Regions from separate parts of the Homo sapiens genome. Here all the other regions are linked to region 1. A link is a loop called in an ENCODE intact Hi-C map of the cell type or tissue named here. Cell type or tissue: endothelial cell of umbilical vein. All regions are shown on one strand. Each heading gives the region's core, and the rest is flanking DNA. Links, peaks and the distances in the headings are about the cores only.

Region 1 (6,895 bases), core at 893-5,892:
GTTACCTTTTCCCCTCTTTGTGTGATAAATTGCTTGGTTTTAGTTACTGATTACTTAAAATAATAGGTTACTCAAATCTTTTTGATATAATAGATTTTGATACAATAGTTCTCTAGAATACAGTGTGTGTGAGAGTGTATTTAAATTTTTTATTAATGCTGGTATAGTTGGATTTCTTTTATAAATTAGTAAAGTAGAAATTTTTGTTAAGAAATTTTTAATTTAAGATTTTCAAATTTATCTTGTCTGCAGTTAACTTGAATTAATAAGCTCTTATTTAGAGTACTTTTAATACTTTTAACATATCTTACTATGCACTGTGACTGTTTAAATGTAATCATTGTTCTGTGTCTCCAGAAGTGAATAATTTGTTTATGCATACATTTACACTGTTATCTATAAATATATAATACATCACCTATAGCCTCTCGACTGCCATGTAACTTGGAGATAGGACAAAACTTCACGGAATTTAAAGATGCTTGGTGTTGGTAGGAAAGGCATGGTAACAGATAAAGCCACTGAGAGAATAGTGGACTGAATAGGTATCTGCATTGAAGAGCAAGCTGGGGCTGGGAACGGCTTTTGAACCTCAACTCAGCTCCCAGTTACCAAGCCTCCTCCCCACCCTAACTGATGGCATATTGGGAGTCTGATTTACATCTGATTTTGTTCTGTGTGTGAGGAAGCTTCTCTAAGAGCAGCGGGATTGGGGGAAATGCAGATTATTTGTATCTGTGAAATTAAGGTTGACTGTAGTTAAAATTTTTAAAAAATCAAAATGTTTCATGATTAACAACTAAATGTTAAACTATTGGTATATTTATAACTATAGTAGAGTTGGTGATAAGGTCTGTTAAGACAGGTTTTGTTCGCTGCCGACTCCCCAGTGCCTAGAACACTGCCTGGGATGTAGTAGGTATTCAGTAAGTATTTGTTGATTTATAGGTTGTGCAGATGAGTGATGTTATAGTCAGTTTTTTCTTTCTAGGTGCAGATGCTAATTTCAGTGTCTGGATTAAAAGGTGTCAAGAAGCTCAGAATGGTATGTGGGTCTCCCTTGGTATTTGTTTCAATTTAAAAAGAAGTAAACATCTGAAATTTTTTTGGTTTAAACAAATTTGTTTTTATCTTTATAATTTCTTTTAAATAGTATACGTTTCCTTAGATGTGGACTTCCAAAGATACACTGGTTTTTGCATAGCTTCTTATGTTGAAAGGGGGATTTGGGTGGATTTGCTTGTATGGTATATCAGTAAGAAATTACTAAGGAGTCTAAAATGAATTCAGGATGCAAAATGAAACCACTTTTCTTTAGTTGAAAGGTACGGAGAATTTGCTTGCTTAATCAGTATGTTTGTGCTATAGAAATCATACAAATAACTTTGCTTAAAAATGCACTGTTCCCTGAAAATGTTTCCTTTTTATGTTTTAATAGGCTCAGAATCTGAGGTGGTAAGTCCAAAGTTTTCATTCTTCATGTTTTTATTATTTTAAATTTCAGCTACCAAATATATTTGAGACAAGACTCAGGATGAGCTGTCTGATATTTAAATATTAAGCAATTCCATTTAAGTGCTGGTTCCTCTAGGCACTGAAATAAAATCATTTTTTGATAAATATAGAAGTTTCCAGTCATGAAAATTATTGGCCTATTTTAATGAATTTAGTGTGTGGTTAAAGTTGATTTCGTGTGTTTTAATATGGTCATGATGATCATTTATCTTTTCGTTACTAAAACCTTATTGCATTTATTTAGGTTCAACAGTTTGAATCACTTGTAGGGCTTTTTATGATAGGCTAAGACAAAAGTTAAAGAAAATTGGAAATTGACAGGGTCTTGCTCTGTCATGCAGGCTGGAGTGCAGTGGTGCCATCATAGTGCACTTGAGCTTCAAACTCCTGGGCTCAAGCAATCTTCCCACCTCAGCCTTCCAAGTAGCTGGGACTACAGATGTACACCACCAAGCCTGGCTAATTACTCTGTTTCTTTAAAACGATTTTTAAAACAATGTTATTTTAGTTTAGGAAGTTGCTGAATCTTAGAACTGGCCATTTTATATAAGCAACCTTTTCTAATCATGCCTTTAGAAGTTTTCTGTTATTTAAAGTTCTGTTATTTTAGAGCAAAAATCTTTTATGAAATTCAATCTAAGATTTTTTAAATGCTGAGCATTCTAATTTTTTTCCGAAAACTAGTGGTATTTAACAATTACAGTTACTATGTCTTTGAAGAAAATTTTCATGTAGTTATTTTATATCAAAATAACTGCAGTGTTGGGTAAATTAATAATACATGCATTTTAATAATACAGTTGCTAAACTGACTTGTAAAAATCTTTCTCTTTCAACTTACCAAAATCAATCTGCATCCCAGTGGACTCATCAGTCAAAAATCAAGTGAGTGTTTCTTTTTCATAAAACAATGCATGATAAATATGCCTAAAGAGGAAGAAACCCTGTAGTTTAATAGTAAGCAAATTCTTACCATGTGATTTTTAAGTTTTTGTTTGTTTTCTAAAATTGTGTAATAGCTTTATGTAAAGCCAATTTTAAGGCTGTTTAAGGATTAATATTTGTACTTCAGTTAAATTCAAATCATTTCTCATCTTTAAAGTTGCTTCACTTGGTTTCATATTATGTTACCTTTCCATATGTTAAGGAGAGTCTCTTCCAGTTAAGTTTATGTTACTACACAGGTAAACAAGTTAGTAGTAGATCTAACAGAATTGTAACTTAACCTGCCTTTTATATTTGGAGCAAATTTTTCATAGGAACATTCTGTATGCGTTGAAAGTTAATATTGCTGAGGGCAGCAATTATAATAATGAATAAGCAACTAGCAAGTCTTTGACTTTTAATTATTCATTAGCCTGTGTACAGCTTGTATTCTTAGGACCGTAACAGAAACACAAGCCGTTGATCTGGAGCTTTGCATCCTTACTGAATTGCAAAGGGAAACCGAGACTCTTAAAGTTCATTTCTTTAATCAAGGTGGTTTTGGATATAATTACCTAAAATGGCCTGGAAAAGTTAAAAACCATCTATTCATGGTAGTTGTGGGGAGATACAGGATGAAACTCCAAGTACCTAGTAGATAAGGAACTTTGACTTGCCCTGGTGGCAGCAGCAGGGGTAGGGCACATAACCATGAAATAATAATTAAGGTGTTCAGAGCATAAAATAATCCCACATCTAACTTAATATACGTGTACCGGACACTGTGCTTGGTCCTAGGGATATAATAGCGACAGGATAAACAGCTCTGCCCTCAGAGAGCTTTTAATCTAGTCTAATTTGAAAGTGAGGATTCCTACGTTTCTAGAGCTTTCAGTACAAAAGATGCACATAATTAGAATCTAGACCCATTAGTCTTTCCATGTATCTTGAAATTGAAGGAAAGTGTTGTATATGATGTTGTGCCTGACACAGTTAAACTTCATATGATTTTAATTTTAGTTCATTTGCCCCTGTTTTGTGTGCTCAAGTCTATCTGCTTCCAACATCAGTTTTGAGAGCTTGGAGTGTTGACTCAGGCTTATTGCTTCACCTTTCTGAGCTTAAGTTTTATCATCTGTAAAATAGGGATTTAAGTGTTTATCTGTAGTATTTGGATGAAATGAGAGTATAAAAACTCTATTGATGGCATATAAATATTAGCTTGTTTAAAATAAATGACATCTTTAATATTTATATTAGTTTAAGCACAACAGTGCTAGAGATGAGTCAGAACCCAGAAAATCATGCAAGTATTTAAGTCTACTGGAAAGGTGTGAGCATCATTTACCTTACCATTTTTTTCCATTAGTACAGAGCATAAAAAACTAGTTATATAAAGTTGTTTCTGTGAATCAGTAGTTGCTTTGCTGTTTTCTTCCTCCAGGTGGGGCTCTTGTTGTTTATCAGACTAGTTTTTGTTTTGACAATAGCTTTAAAAAAATTAGAAGAGTTACCTAAGTTTCTTTTTTTTTTTTAATAGGTATGACTGGTATCAAACAGAATCTCAAGTAGTCATTACACTTATGATCAAGAATGTTCAGAAGAATGATGTAAATGTGGAATTTTCAGAAAAAGAGGTCAGTAGACTGAATCATTTTTCAATGTTGATTACTATTATTTGCAAATTTAGTATATTGCAGAATAATCGATAACGGTTTATCAGATAAATGCTATTTCTTCCTGAGATGATTTGGAAAATGTTGAATAAAATCTGAAGCCATTGCTTTGAGGTAAGAATATGTATGTTGGTAAATTATAGCTGGATGTGCATTTTTTTCTTTAGATTTGAAATTTAAAGCAGAATTTGGTTATATTAGTAAGATAATGTGCTTTGGTTATACTTGTGTGGTGTACTTCATGAAAAAGATCTAGTTAGTTTTGTGATCACACATGTCTTAGAATTGACTAGCCATGTTAAATGAGTATGACTTTTTTTGTTGTTGTTTTTTGAGACAGAGTCTCGCTCTTGCGTAGGCTGGAGTGCAGTGGCGCAATTTCGGCTCACTGCAGCCTCCTCCTCCTGGGTTCAAACAATTCTCCTGCCTCAGCCTCCTGAGTAGTTGGGACTACAGGCACATGCCACCGTGCCTGGCTAATTTTTGTAGAAACGGGGTTTCACCATGTTGGCCAGGCTGTTGTCGAATTCCTGACCTCAAGTGATCTACCCATCTCAGCCTCCCAAAGTGCTGGGATTAGAGGCATGCACCACCGTGCCCAGCCTCTTGAGTATGACTTTTAACAACTTGATTTCTTACCATTTAGTAGAGAACCTTATAATAGATTATTTAAAAGAGGTAGTGATAGAACTGTATGTTTTGCACATGGATCACTTTTTGTTATATATCATTTTGCTTTTGTATGTTTTCTTGAAATCTAAATATCAAATAGGTGTGATTAAATATATGACAAATATTATGAAACTTATTCTTTTCTGCTGTTTAATGATGTCTATAAGAATTCATGTCAAGGATACCAGATGGAAAAAAAAGGTTCTTAAATCTTTGAGAACCTTTTGAGGTTCTTAAATCTAAAATTCCATATATAATGTTTAAAATAATTTGTAACATTATTGAAGATTTGTCATTATTTTGTGTAGGTTTTTTACCCTCCATTATATACATTTACAAAATGTGATGCTAATTTTGTGTTCATTAGTTGTCTGCTTTGGTTAAACTTCCTTCTGGAGAGGATTACAATTTGAAACTGGAACTTCTTCATCCTATAATACCAGAACAGAGCACGTTTAAAGTACTTTCAACAAAGGTAAGACCATTGAAAAGTTTGTTACTAGTAATATTTTCAAAATTATAGAAATACTGGTGAACTAATCACCCATGTGTTTATAAGCTTGTAGATTCTTTCAGCCCTTTAACAGGGACAAGAAAATAAGAATGATAACTTTTGAGTATAAGGGTTATTTTACCTCTCAAATTCTAGTACAGTAAAGAATAAAAATCCACTTAGAGTGTGTGGCATTTGTGTATTTACTAAGACAGATATAATGTTTTTCAATAAAGGGGTTTTTTTAAAAAGATACAATAATCAGCCTGTCTTTAAGATTTGATACTGACAATGTCTCTTCCCTTGAACTTGTCAGTTTTGTCTGTTTTGATGTACAAATACTTTTGTCACCCTACCTCATGCAGTTAAAAATACAAACTACAAGAAAGATGAATCTGCCTTTTGTTTTTTTTGTTGTTGTTGTTGAGACGGAGTCTTGCTTTGTTGCCCAGGCTGGAGTGCAGTGGCGTGATCTCGGCTCACTGCAACCTCTGCCTCCTGGATCCAAGTGATTCTCCTGCTTCAGCCTCCCAAGTAGCTGGGACTACAGGCATGCACCACCACGCCCTGCTTAATTTTTGTATTTTTAGTAGAGATGGGGTTTCACCATATTGGCCAGGCAGGTCTCCAACTCCTGACTTTTTTTTTTAAACTGAATTTTAGATTACTCTATTATGAGGGAACAATGAGTAAATTATAGTTTGAGTAATTTTTAGATTCCTTTATAGTTTCTAAAAGAAGTAGAGATATACAACAGAATTAATATTCAGAGAGTATCACTCAAAAGATGTAGATAATAGTGTAATTTAGTAGGAAAAAAACTGAAAATTTAAAAATCTGACTCTGGATCTTTGCTTGCCCTGTGTATTTAGTCTAGGCACAAAATGACTATAAGACTGAATTTTCAGCACCTTTGAAAGGAGGGCTGTGGACCAAATGAACTCTGGAGTCCTTTCAGCTGTAGAATTGTGTGAAGGTATATGATAAATGAGTTAATGGGAATAAATGATGTAGGTAGGCTTTTTCCATTACTACTTTTTTTTTTTTTCCTTGTTTTTGAGATGTAGTCTAGCTCTGTTGCCAGGGTGGAGTGCAGTGCTGTGATCTCAGCTCACTGCAACCTCCGCCTTCTTGAATCAGGTTCAAGTGATTCTCCTGCCTCAGCCTCCTGAGTAGCTGGGATTACAGTCATGTACTGCCACGCCCAGCTAATTTTTGTATTTTTGTAGAGATGGGGTTTCACCATATTGGCCAGGATGGTCTTGATCTCCTGACCACGTGATCTGCCCACCTTGGCCTCCCAAACTGCTGGGATTACAGGTGTGAGCCACTGCACCTGGCCTATTACTCCTTTTTTTATACATAGGTCCTGCAGCATACTGTGTTAGTATTTATTAGGTTGAAGCTCTAAGGACATGTGAAGTTTCCTGTTGTGGAACAGGATCGGGGTTGGCCTGTGTTGTGAAGAATGATAATTGGGCCTGCAGAAAGGACACAGCTGCAGAGGGTTGGAGAAGAAAGTGTAAAGTGAAGTAGTTTTTTGCATCCAGTTAAAAAGGATCTGCCTACTTATTTGAAGATTGTCAAGAACAAAGCTGGTTAATTATGAGGCAGA
Region 2 (6,895 bases), core at 759-5,758, 300 kb after region 1:
AGTGTTCTTTATTTGCTCATTTGCTCATTTGTTTATGTCAGGAACTAGGGAATTATCTTGAACACCTCTCCTTTGCCTCCCTTTTCCTAATCATGTTCCCAAATCTAGTCATTGCCAAATCTAAGACTAGATTATTCTCTCTCTCTCCCTCTTTCTCCTTCTCCTCCTCCCCCTTCTTTCTCTGTCTTCTCTCTTCACTACTCTCCCAACCCTGCAGTCCAGGTTTCTGCTATCTCTTTCCTGAACTACTATCCTATTCTCCCCATTGGTATCCCAACAGCCGCTCTTGCCCACCTTTAATTCTTTCAGCAGCCAGAGGATGTACACACACACACACACACACACACACACACACACACACACACACAACTCTGCTGACTCGCTTACTTCCAATTTCCTGATGAGAATGAAATGTAAAACTTGCTCACATGTCCTATGAGGCCCTGCCTGACCTGGCCCTCAAGCCTCATTTTATTCCACCCTGCCCTGTACAGATGCACAGCTCCAGAACCAGCGCACCCTCAGTGCTTCTGGCAGACCTGTCCCTGGGGGACGCTCCGTTCCTCTCGCCACAGTTGATGCTTCTAGCTTTTACATCTCCCCATCAGATCTCCATGCTGACCTCTGACTTGCCCACTCTCTGCAGATGACCTGACCTCCAGCTTTGAGAAAATAGAGGGCATGATTTCAGAGCTCCCTACATTGAAATAGTTTTCTCTTCACTGTTCCTTCTTTTCTCTCCCATTTCTCAGAACCGACACACCCCACAGTCTTTCCCAGGTTTGTCTTTCTTCCTCAGCTCCTGGTTCCTTCCTTGTTTGCCCTGCCTAGGATTGCCTGACGGAATGCAGGACACTTGGTTAAATTAGGATTTCAGACAAATAGTGAGCAACATATTTAGTATAACTGTGTCCCAAATATTGCACAGAGCTAAAAATTATTCATTGTTTATCCAAAATTCTAATTTAACCGAGTGTCTTGTATTATAGTTTTATTTGCAAAATCTGATAAACTTAACCTTATCACTTTAAATGTTTCTCTTTCTCCCCTTCTACTGGGTGCTCCCATGCAGCTTTGACATTTTTGCAAGCTACTTCCACTGAAAAACTCTTGGACGCTAGCAAATCATTCCCTTGATTCTGTTCTCCTTCAAGCTAGTACCCTACCTCTATAACCTGCCCTTGATTCTTCTTTACTTGTCTTTCATTATTTTGGTCTTTGCAATATGATTTCCAGTTTCACCACTTGACACTCTTCTTAAATATCACAAATGCTTTCCAAATTCCTTCTTTAGAAATCTTCATATCCAATTAAACTTTTCATCTGGGCGTCCCACAGATATTTCTCCTTACATACTCTGTGCTCCCAAATGTCCAGCAGTTAACTTTTAATTGCTCTCACAATTTCTCCCTCTTTCTGCTCCAATTGTTGTAATTTTAGAGTATCTACATAGATCTAGTTGCCTACGTTACAACCCATGAAGTCATATTCAACTCTTTCCTTTTATTTATCATCCCCAATACAATCAATTACAGGGTTTTATGACTTTTGTCTCTAGAATAAACTCTTCTCAGTATTGTCCTTTTTTTAAACCTCTCTGTCCCTACATTAGGTTATGTTTCTATCATTTCTCATTGGATTCATACCATTTTCAGGTCAAGAGGGATGCAATATTTTGTGTATTTGATGGATATGCCAAATTAGCCTCAGAGATTATACCAAATTTCATTCTTGCCGATAAGGGATTGTTAATTTTAAGGAATCCTTCCCAAAGCTAATTATTGTCTTCAAAAACAACTTCAGCAATCCTTTAGGTAAATATTCTATTTTGAAGTTCTAATCACATTACTAATAAGGTTGAACACTTTTTAGCCTCCATATCTTTATGCAAGTCAAAGCTGGATCTAAATCTCCTGCTTAAAATCTTTCATGGCTTCCCATTGCCATGAGATGAGATCTGAAATCCTTGGCATGACAGTTAATGCTTTTCACTATCTGGCCCCCAAATATTTTTTCAAATTATATTTCACCCTATCACCCTCCCCTCCTCCATGGAGTAATAGGGAGTGCAGAAGGAGGGTAAGATGGTGAATTCTTTGAGGTCAGCAGCTGTGCCTTTCCTCTCTCCTACTACTGTAATCCCAGCTCTAGCACGTAATAGGTGCTTAATGAGTAGAAAGGTGATGAGTGAGAATGAGTGAATGGGAATGAAGGCTTTAGTGGAGAGAAAGGCAAAGAGGAATTAGGGACAAGAAATAGCATCGGGTGGTAGACGGTGGTGGATGGTGTGCTAGAGACATCCAGGGCTTATGGTTCCGAAGTGACTGTCCTCCATAATGTCACCCATCAATAGAGGCTAGGATATAAAAGTAGATCATTTAGGATAATTCACGAAAATGCACACACAACTGTACATGTTGTTAATCTTGTGCAATGTATCTGGAAAAGTGAAGAAGTCATTTTCTTGAGACTATAACAGCAATCCCTGTGCCAGCAATCTTAGGACAGGACTTTTTTAGCTGGCTGCAACCCCACCCCTACTCTCTGAGCTCCAAACCTAGTAGTTCCCTTGTAGGGATTTGCCGACTTTCCTCCACCTCCACCAAATGGCAGCAGCCAGGCACCGCAGCTTTGCACAGCTCCAGTTACCTGGCCTCTCCTTGAGTTTCCCCTCTTCACCTGGGTCCCTGGACAGCTCCCTTTCTGTCAGCACCGCCGGTAGAGGGCAGCTCCAGCATCGTCCCTGCTGCACCCTCTAGTGGCCGTTAGGATGTTGCATAACTTGAGAAACAGCTTTCCAGCTATCACATTCTCACTTTCGTTAAGTTCTCACTCATAAGTGGGAGCTAAGCTATGAGGACAGAAAGGCATAAGAATGATATAATGGACTTTGGGGACTCGGTGGTAACGGGGAAAGCTTGGAAGGGGGTGAGAAATAAAAGACTACACATTGAGTACAGTGTACACTGCTCAGGTGATGGGTGCCCCAAAATCTCAGAAATCACCAAAGAATTTATCCGGCCAGGTGTGGTGGCTCATGCCTGTAATCCCAGCACTTTGGAAGTCTGAGGCGGGCGGATCACAAGGTCAGGAGATCGAGGCCATCCTGGCCAACATGATGAAACCCTTTCTCTACTAAAAATACAAAAATTAGCTGGGTGGTGCGTGCCTGTAATCCCAGCTACTTGGGAGAGTGAGGCAGAAGAATTGCTTGAGCCTGGGAGGCAGAGGTTGCAGTGAGCTGAGATTGCATCACTGCACTCCAGACTGGTGACAGAGTGAGACTTTGTCAAAAAAAAACAAAAAAACAAAAAAAACCAAAAAAACCAAAAACAAAAAAAGGTATCCATGTAACCAAAAACCCACTTGTACCTTAAGAACTATTGAAATACAAATAAAAATTTTAAAAAAAGTAACCGGGAAACAATCTATGTAATCCTACAATATCACAAGGCATTAACTGTGCTCATCTATTCTCTGAGGCAAGGCTCTTATTCCACACATGGCTCAGGCAGAGTTTGAATCCATTGTTGAGGGGGCTTGGCAACAGCTCCAAATCTCCCCACTCTTATCTTAGGGCACAGAGACTCATCTGTGTATTGAGTTCCAGGAACATCTTTACATAACCCCAGAGTTCCATAAAGGCAATGTGTAAATTCAGCTCCAATAATGACTCGGAGTTCTGTGGATGATTTACAATCTATGTGATAAGACCACCAATTGGTGTTATGATGCTACGTATTTTGATTAATTGCAATACAGGGCAACACATAGAAATTCAGAACGGTAGGACTGCCACCGACAATCTTGATCTTAAAATAAAGAGCAGTGTGAAGAAGCCATCTAGCCTGTAACCTTTGTATTCAGATGCTGCTCCCATTTTTAGGCTGACTGACTCTCACGGCTCATGCTCATTTTACTTAGGGGAAGAAAACAACCCTCAGATACTAGAGAGTCTTTCCCTAAACTCCCAGCCTCGCTGCAGCACAGCCCATGCTCCAACTGTCAGTCTGATGCCCCAGCTGTCATTTCCTTCCTGCTGCTCCTCTCCCCAGAGTCTAATGGAGTCTCCTTGAGGCAGCTGAAGGAGTGACAGATAGACATGTTGTATAGTGGGGCCATTTGCGGCAGCCACGTGAGGTGTGGAAAATGTGATTTATAGATATTTTTTTCCCCAGGGGAAAATGGATTTCATTATTTTCCACCTCAGGTAAGGGGCAAACCTCTGGGCTTGACCTTGGAAGGTTGTGCAGCTAGAATAGTGCTGCCTGAAATGCTGATATAAAGTAAAACCTCATTAAATCAATATTGGTTATTCAAAATCATGCTTGATTGGAGCCAACTGCTTTTCTTCAGCAGCCTGATGCCCCATTCTTTCTTGAGCAAAAATATGAGATACTCTGAAGTGAGTTAAGTTGGTTAAGTTTTTTTCTGGTCCTTAAAGTTTCAAATTAATACAGTTTTATTATGTTTCAAATGGAAGACAGTTCTAAAACACCAAGTCCAATATTGATTATAATCTACCACTATCACATGTATGTTTATTAACAAAAATCCTGTTTCCATAAAAAAGTCATGCATTTTCTCTTCCCATTTATATAGGTGCACAATGTCTGCTTATTGGAATAAATAAGCTGTGGGTTCCTAGGCAAATTGAAGTTATGTAAATAAACAGCCAGTGGCTAATTATCCATGGCAGTGAGCTGCTGGGACAGCTGATGGATAAATTCTGTTGTCAATCTTAAAGTCTTCTAGCCAGAGTGAGGCCAGGCTGAAGGAACTGGGAGAAGGTGTGAGATCCCAGGTGACCTTCAACAATTTTATGTGCCATCTTTTCACCAAATCAAATCAGTGGTAGCAGACATTATCAGTGGTCATTTGGGTTTTCATTAAAGGACATTGAAGTGTCTCAGAAGAGATTACGCATTCAATTAGAGGCCTGGTTCATCTGCAAATTATTAAGTAGCAGGTGTATGTTTATCTTCATGATCACTCCAGAAAGTCCTGATTGTGCCCACAGTGTACAGATTACCAGAATGTTAGGTACTCTGAGGCCTTCAGAGGCAGTACTGTATATTTGTATGTTTGCCATCCATTGACTAAAGAGTTTTTAAGATTTAATTGAGGCAGGGCATTGGATTGAATATCTCCTTCATATCATCCCTTCCTTCTTTCCCTAGCTTCTCCCTCTGGTTGAAGCCAGGGTAGTGGCTATTGTTTATGTCTTTATTTATATCTTTATTTTTTTTGAGACAGGGTCTCAGTCTGTTGCCCAGGCTGGAATGCAGTGGCACAATCATGGCTCTCTGTAGCCTTGACCTCCTGTGCTTAAGCGATTATCCCATCTTAGCCTCACTAGTAGCTGGGATCATGGGTGTACGACACCATACCCAGCTAATTAATTTTTTTTTTTTTTTAAGACACAAGGTCTCGCTATGTTGCCCTGGTTGGTCTTGAATTCCTGGGCTCAAGCGATCTCCCTGCTTCGGCCACCTATGTCAGTGTGGCCTTGGAGACAACCATGCAAGCCTATTTTAAGAAAATCTGCTACATGAAAAATGGAATTTATAAAACCAGGAAATGAGGGCATGGCCACTCTTTTGGCACCCTAGCCCACCCCCACATGGCAGCTCAAAAAATTTTTAGGAAATTGTACATGAAAGCCACACATTTATTTTTTCAGCATTGGCAATGATGATTATTTAAGTGTTTAATCACCCAATGTTCACCCCAAAGTGCAAAGGATTCCTTCCAGATTCCTGTAAACCATGAACTTTCCTGGGAATATTTTTGGTGTTTTTAAATTTGCTCACTGTTCTTTTTAGGTGCTTCTCTATGGAGTGACCAAGGACGCTCTTAGGTGGCACAGAGGGACACTTGGATTGGAAAAGTTTGGGGAACATTAACACAGCCAGGAGGCCTGTAATCCAGGGTGGCTGGTTTGGAAGAGCCACTGAGGACATTCTGCAAATTAGACATTGCGCTTTTATCTACCCCTTGCCCTCATTAATTTTCCCCAATACATTGTTTTCCCAGGATTGCAATGAAATGTACCTTGTTCATGATTTGTCTAGTCATAATTAGAGTCTTCCTTTCTCTTGTTAGACAGTAATGCCAATAATGACTGCAAACATTTTGTCTCCTTTTAGAAAGGCACAGAGCCAAAATCATTATATCTGTGAGTTGATGTCAGATTTATAATGCAGAGATGCAAGCTTCACACTCCATATGTATGCCAAATTTTTATTAATCCTTTGGAAGGTTTAAACTGTGCATTAAGAAGATATCCTGTTTTTTTTTTTTTCCTGATGATTTTTTTTTTGGTCTTATTTATTTGTGCCGAAAAGCCAGAGCTTTCTGTTTACCATGACTCATTTTTAGAGGAGGTGAGTGGGAGTAAAGAGAGATGCAGGGAAGAGGAGTGGTAATGTGAAAAGTGAAGAGGAAAGATGGGTAAGGAAGGGTCTAGGGAGAATTGTAAAGGGAGAGGAGGGAAAGCTTAAGGGAGGAAGGAGGAGAGACTTAGGAACAAAGACAAGAGGTGGTGTGGGTGTGTGTATGTGTGTGGTGTGTGTGTTAGGGAAAATAGAGCGTTTAGAAAGAAACAGACAAAACAGAGGGAAAAGTTAACTTGATTGACTTGTTTTGGCCAGTTATCTTCACCTGTGCTTATACTCAGATATGCCAAAGAATAGTTTAAAAATAGACTGAATTTATCACATGTGGCTGAGCAGATTGCTCCCAAGGGAGTGTTTTCCTGGGCCCAAATTGTAGGATCCCACCAATTTTGCACTGCAGAAGAGGTAATTTACTTCACACAAGTGAGCACTTGGCTTCCCAGGAGAGTATTTCTTTCTTTCTGGCTCATGACAGAATGGGGTCCAATATTCCCAGC
Region 3 (6,895 bases), core at 884-5,883, 74 kb after region 1:
CCAATCTTTTGGCTTCCCTGGGCCACAATGGAAGAAGAATTGTCTTGGACCACACATAAAATACACTAACACTAACGATAGCTGATGAATTTTTAAAAAAAATCTAAAAAAAAAAAAAAATCTCATAATGTTTTAAGAAAGTTTACGAATTTGTGTTGGGTTGTATTCAAAACCGCCCTGGGCCGCATGCAGGACCACAGATTGGACAAGCTTGACGTAGGGCATCTTGGTTGTGCAGCTGCGGCCCACCTTTTTTTTTTTTTTTTTTTTGAGATGGAGTCTTGCTCTGTCACCCAAGCTGGGGTGCAGTGGCACAATCTCGACTCACTGCAACCTCCGCCTCCCAGGTTCAAGCCATTCTCCTGCCTCAGCCTCCCAGGGAGCTGGGACTACAGGCATGCGCCACCACGCCCAGCTAATTTTTTTTTTTTTTTGAGACGGAGTCTTGCTCTGTCGCCCAGGCTGGAGTGCAGTGGCACAATCTCCACTCACTGCAAGCTCCGCCTCCTGGGTTCACACCATTCTCCTGCCTCAGCCTCCCAGGTAGCTGGGACTGCAGGTGCCCGCCACCAGGCCCAGCTAATTTTTTTGTATTTTTAGTAGAGACAGGGTTTCACTGTGTTAGCCAGGATGGTCTCCATCTCCTGACCTCGTGAGCCGCCCGCCTCGGCCTCCCGAAGTGCTGGGATTACAGGCGTGAGCCACCGCGCCCGGCCTTTATTTGCATTTTTAGTAGAGATGGGATTTCACCATGCTGGCCAGGCTGGTCTTGAACTCCTGACCTCAAGTGATCCTCCTGCCTTGGCCTCCCAAAGTGCTGGGATTACAGACGTGAGCCACCACGCCTGGCCTGCAGCCCACCTTTTATGTGCACTGCACCATCTGCATGGGGACAGCAGTGAAGCTGTCCCCCTCCTGAAGCTACTAGGGGAGGATGTGGGGGGAGGAGGCAGTCCAGTTTCTAACATACTAGACTCTGAGCTGGGGACGAGGCTGGGCTGTTGGAGCAGCAATTACCTTATCTGCTCTAAGTCCGTGGAGCTGTGGACACCCAAGGCTATTTTTATCCAAACAAGATGAAATTTATTATTTGCCAAAATTCTGCTCAATATGGTGCCTTTTACAGCCAAGGATATTTGCTAATGAGTTTTTAATAAGGCCTATGTTCTATAAGATTAATTACATAATGTTTGGGAAAATGTCTAGAAAAATTAGTCTGAGAGGAAAGGCCCCAAGCAATGATCTCCTTCCCTCATCTCACAGGGTGGGGTTGTCAGTTATCTCATATTGGTGGAAATTTCCCATATTTCAATGCCTTGTTCCATTTACAATAATGTGGATGAAAAATGGCCTCAATATTGGAGCCCAGTTCAGTTGTCCCCTGATTATTATTACTCCAGTGCTTCATAGTCCTCCAGCTAAATTTCAGTAAACCTGTCCTAAGGGGATTTACCCACATGAAAAGGATAGGAGGTGAATTACAGCTGGTTCTCCTCTATAAACCAATATAGAGGAGCCGAGGCACAGATAATCCCCAAAGAGTGGATAATCCATTTGGTTTGACAAGTCTTTCTGTTTGACAAAGACTTACCTTTTTTGATTACGTTTTGTCTGAGCTATTTAGATTTGTATTCAGGCAAAGCAGACCTGTGCATGTGCTATGCCTAGGTGGTGCAAAAATTACTCTATTTAGTATTTTGTGATTTGTTTTTCATACTTAAGTCATATGGATCAGGGAGAAAAAAACTATCATGATTTTCTTCATTCTCCTGTCTGTATAGGATATAGCAATAATTTTGATTGTTGACAATAAAATGTGATTCACTATTCCTCTGAATTCTTAGCATTTAATACTGCTCTCCTGAACCAGACAACCAACCATCTTGCAGTAAAGTAAAATATATGAAAAAAGGGAGCTGTGCTTATTCAGTATGATTGTTTAATCTCTCTTTTTAGAAGCCTGTCAGTTAGTGATGTTTACCTTGAATAATTAAATGACAAATGGTATTCATTTTAAAATATATCATGTCCAGAATCTTTACCAAAAAAAAGCATAGCTATTGTTATCCCCCATTGACCTATACCATTGAGGCTTTGTTATTTAAAAGATAGCATTTACATTCTAAAACCACAGAATTTCCCAAAGAGATGACAATCTAAACCCTGCTATTAATGGAGATGTAGATATTGAAATCATTCTCTTATTCACATTTGCTGTTTCAAACATGAGCATCTGGCCCAGCTTCTATATTTAAAATACAAATACATTAAGGCACTTTTCAAATACCCACAAAATACAGTGCAATTCTGATCTTACAAATCGATGCTTGTAAATTTGATATAGTCTCTAAAACAGACTCGGTGCTAAATGGCATGCTTATCTACATTAGACATTTGAGTTAAAAATACAAATTATGCAGTGACTGCAGAAGACGTGATGTGTAAAATGGTTGAATTGCTTTCAGCACCATTTTCTGTAAGTACTGGAATTCGTTCATGCTTTGCATTTCATGGTAGGAGAGAGGAAAAAACAGCAATCACCAATCCTCTGAGGATAGTGATTATGAAAGAGCCCTTTGTGTGTGCCCTGGAGATGGAATTCTTTTCCATTAGTTGAAATAAGCTTATACCAGACCTGGCAGTGGTCATCAAGATAAAATGCCCCCTTTTACATAGGTGAACACTTTCAGAGTATTTAGAGAACACACTGGAGCTCTGCCCAGTCAACTTAGAAACAGTCTTTATACTCCTCGAGAGCCGTGGAGCTTTAAAATAAATAGTTGCATACAAAGAAAGTAGGACAGCAGTTAGTAAAACACCTACTATTAAACCACATGTGATGACTAGGCCAGAATTAATTGTTAAAGAGATTTTCCACCTTTAAGGAAGTTAGACGTTTTGTTTGTTTGTTTGTTTTTTGTTTTTGTTTTCCAGAGAGAGAAGGGAATGTTCATGGCTAGGTCACAAAAAAACCTTCTGAAAGGCAAAAATTCCTTCCCAATGGGTCTGAATATGGGTCTGAATATTCCTCCACTATCTTTGTCCTGGATTTTAAACCCACAGCCTTTCTTAGCAGGGACAGGCCTTAGAGATCGTCCAGTTCCATTTTTTCCCTTCAGGACGAGTACACTGAGGCCAAAAGGTGACGTGCCTTCCCCACGGTCGCGCCACTGCTTAGTGGGAGATGAGCCGAGAACGGCCTTTCTCGGACCGTCCACTACATTCTCCCCTACTCTACGCTTCAATCTTCTCCCGTGAAACCTTCACTTGCTTTTCTACAACGTTGACCTAAGGCGGAAAGCCGCGTGCCAGAGTGGGATGGGAGAGGGGAGCTCACGCTGGGCCCGAGGGGCCCGCCGGCAGCCGCGCGCCCCTCGCCGGCCCGCGCTCGGGCTCCCCCTAGGGGCACCATGGGCGACACGGGGGTCCCCGCGCGCCGCCCTCTGGACTTACGTGACTGTCGCTCCCCTTCCAGAAGTAGAAGGCCCCGATGGCCCCAAAGAGCAGCAGCACAGCTCCCGAAATGAGGACCACGGCTCCCACCTTGAGCAGCCGCGCGGGGCTGGAGGGCTTCACCGTCAGCGTAGCGTACGCCTGCGGGCCGGGGCGGGAGAGGGACCGTCGCGTTTGTGCCGCCAGCACCTGCGGCCCCCAGCGCACCCGGGCCCCACGCGGTAGCCCCCAGGGAGTGGGGAGTCGGGCGGGAAACAGCTCGCCCGGGCTCCTACGGGTGCCCCTTTCGCCGCGCTCCCTCCCGAGGGTCCTTTGCAGTCGGGCGTGGAAGTGGGATGAGCAAACCCCGCAGCACAGGGCCTTCGCCCCAGGACCTGCACCCTCTACCGGCCACGGGACGTCCCTCCGCACCCGCCTGTGGATGCCGTGACCCCTGCACACTCATACGCGTGGGGCGACATCCCACCCACACATTTGGGACCCAAATTTATCCCCCCGCCAACACACCCATTCGGTGGCACGCACCCCTGAGTCCGAACTGTGGAACCTGATACTCACACAACCCAGGCCCTGCGTGTGGAATCCCTGGCGGTACTCACCGGGGGGCTGCAGAATTCCACGTCATCAGGTCCCACCAGGGCAATGGGAACTTTGTCGGAGTTCTCTGTCATGTTTGCGGCGGGAGGAGTGAGGCACTTGGAGACTCCCTGGGCACCCTGGGATCTGTCCCGCTGCCCCGACGTGCAGGGCATTTCAACGCCGCGCGCACACACGGTGCACGGTCCCGCCTGGGCCAGCCCAGCGGTCCCCACCCCTTCCAGCGCCTCACCTCTCTCCTCCCTTCTCTCTCCCGCCGCGGGAAGCTCGTCCTGCACTCCCGGATGCCCCCTTTCCTCCTCACTCTATCCTGTCTACTGGCCCCCCAAACAGCATCCCGGTGACTCTGAATGTGTGGGGGTGGTTGCATCCCTCAGAGCGGGATGCTGAATCCTGGGACCCAAAGAAATACTCAAGTGCCAGAGCAATTAGCCATGCACCGGAGGATGTCTTAGAATGTCAGCGGGCTCTGCTGTGACAACTGGCTGGAGGCCATTTCCTGCAGGGTCTTTGTAGGTGTGTGTTGGGGTGGGGGTGGGGGGAAGATGGCTCATGGAAGGTGAAGGAGAAGACAACAGAGTGGTGCAGGTGGACAGGGGACACTGGCCTAAGAGTGTAAGGGTTAGGCCACCTTCTCACTGGCCTGGCATTGCTGGATGGCCCCTGGGACTGGAAAACAGAGCAGGGTCTTAGGGATGGCTCCTTGCCACCAGTTTTTCTAGGGTCTGGGTACAACTGCAGCAAAAGTGAGAGCTAAGCAGAGCAGGGCTGGAGGGAAGGAGTTGGGGAGACCAGAATAAAAGTGCATGCTGGTTGGTTGAATAAATTAAATAAGTGCAAACAAAAGCAACAATGGCAAAGCACACACACACACACACACACACACACAGAGTACTGATGTATCCAAAGGAATAACACAAATGTGTGTGTGTGTGTGTGTGTGTGTGTGTATGTATGTATGTATATAAAATTTTCACTTTTGGAAATGCCATCTTCCAGTTCCAGGATACATGGTACTTCATTTGGATCCAGGCTTCCTTAAATTGCGTTCGATTCTAGCTTTGTGCAGAGCTCTCTGGTGAGGTGTAAGTGAGGAGCACTAGTGCATGAGAGGGATTGAGGCTTCCCCAAAGGGCAGCGGGAGATTGCATGTGCAGGACTGCAGAAGGAGAAAGTGTTGAAGAATCATCCAAGACATGTGATGAAGAATGAGGTGACAAGCATGATGACCTGGGGCTGGGAAGGAGGGGAGAAGTGGAGGAGACCACTTTCACAGAAGAATCGATAGGACTTGGCAATTCCTGGGCTGTGGGAACTGAGTTTTCAGACCTAGGAGGATTGGGAGAGTGATAGGAACCCTAGGGAAGTGAAAAAATTGGAAGAAACAGTTTTAGACATGTTGAGCTTGATGTGGGGATGAAAAGTAAAAGAGCCAAGGAAATGTCCTGAGCCTGCATTGGAATCAGCTATGGAAACAGCTGTCTGCACATCACACTAGACTTAAGGTGCTTGGAAAAAACTCCAGCAAGATCTCCAGCCAGGGCTCATCCCTGGGGCACTGCTGAGGCAGAGTTCAAAGACCTCTTTTCACAAGGGCATTCTTCACAGGAATTTTGGTGAAGGAATAAGAGAAGTAACTGTCAGAGAGGTGGGAGATGGTACAATATAAAGTAGTACATGTAATTTTAAAGGCACATTCAAGAAGGGTGGGTCAGCAGTGTCAAATGCTGAAAAAAAATGAGCACAGAGAAAGGCCTTGGAAGGGCACAACCAAGAGGCCATGGGAACCAGCGAGAGAGTAGTTCCATTTGCTTCCCTGGGCACAGAAGACACATTGCAAAGGGTTACAGAGTGATTAAAAATATTTGCAACTTATACCACAGACAAGGAACTAGTTTTCTTATATAGTGTTTTCCTAGGAAAACCAAAAGACCAAAAATGTAGTAGAAAAAATGGCAAAGAATGGAAACAGAGAGTTGGTGAAGCAAGAAGTAGAAATTTCTCTTAAATGTAAGAAGAATGAACAACAGCATTATTTTGCCTTTTTTTTTTTTTTTTTTTTTTTTTTTTTGAGACAGAGTCTTGCTCTATCGCCCAGGCTGGAGTGCAGTGGTGCGATTTTGGCTCACTGCAACCTCCACCTCCCAGGTTCAAGTGGTTCTCCTGCCTCAGCCTCCCAAGTGGCTGGTATTACAGGCGCCAGCCACCATGCCTGACTAATTTTTCTATTTTTAATAGAGGCAGGGTTTCACCACGTTCGCCAGGCTGGTCTCGAACTCCTGACATCAAGTGATCCGCCCACCTTGACCTTCCAAAATGCTGGGATTACAGGCATGAGCCACCACGCCTGGCCACAACTGCATTCATACAAGGAAATGCAAATTAAAAGTAGACTGGTTCACCTATGAGACTGGAAAAACATAAAAACGCTTGTTAAAACAATCTGTTGAAAAATATGAGGGGCAGTGAATTTATGGACTACTGTAGTGGGTGAATTGGTACAACTTCTATGGAGAACAATTTAATTCCAAAATGCAAAATGCAGTTTCATTTCTATGGATTTATCCTACAGATGCACTCACAAGGGTGGAAAAATCCTGCAGGTGCAACGATGCTCACTGCAGCATGTTTGTTAGAACAAAGCACTAGTAATATACTCAATGTCCAGAGTAGACAATTTATGATCCATTCTCACCGTGGGGGTTTGGCAGCCCTTTAAAAGAATGAGGCAGCTTTGGATGTAGTGATGTAGATAGAACACTCTCTAAGATACTTCAAGTGAAAAAAGCAAAAGGTAGAAAATGCGTAGAAATGCTTCCATTTGTATAAAGAAATACAAACAAGA

Evidence for each region. Hi-C counts contacts between places; a loop is a spot of excess contacts. Peaks named below come from ENCODE experiments on the same cell type or tissue, not always from the same donor. Only the 100,000 strongest peaks of a DNase experiment are listed, where the experiment ranks them.
Region 2: a loop joins it to region 1, with 13 times the contacts of the local background. A loop is called at or near these places in 14 of 110 quality-filtered maps.
Region 3: a loop joins it to region 1, with 10 times the contacts of the local background. A loop is called at or near these places in 10 of 110 quality-filtered maps.

Annotation. Positions count from the first base shown.
Region 1 is chr13:52,661,658-52,668,552 of GRCh38, forward strand. SUGT1 (SGT1 assembly cochaperone of MIS12 kinetochore complex) reads left to right here. Exons shown (of 13, transcript NM_006704.5): 6 at 992-1,045; 7 at 1,439-1,455; 8 at 2,378-2,400; 9 at 3,980-4,076; 10 at 5,155-5,262. Among named protein-coding and RNA genes, the nearest start is that of SUGT1, 12 kb to the left of the region's middle. In endothelial cell of umbilical vein, for the core only: no CTCF peak of the experiment used is centred there; a DNase peak (open chromatin) is centred at 3,924.
Region 2 is chr13:52,965,545-52,972,439 of GRCh38, forward strand. No RefSeq gene overlaps it. Among named protein-coding and RNA genes, the nearest start is that of OLFM4, 60 kb to the right of the region's middle. In endothelial cell of umbilical vein, for the core only: a CTCF peak has its summit at 2,761; a DNase peak (open chromatin) is centred at 2,737.
Region 3 is chr13:52,735,578-52,742,472 of GRCh38, forward strand. It overlaps CNMD (chondromodulin), which reads right to left and starts at 4,243. Exons shown (of 7, transcript NM_007015.3): 1 at 4,053-4,243; 2 at 3,454-3,594. The coding sequence starts at 4,124. RefSeq lists an enhancer at 1,813-2,314. In endothelial cell of umbilical vein, for the core only: a CTCF peak has its summit at 3,424 (motif pointing left); no DNase peak of the experiment used is centred there; H3K4me3 peaks cover 391 bases; H3K27me3 peaks cover 2,148 bases.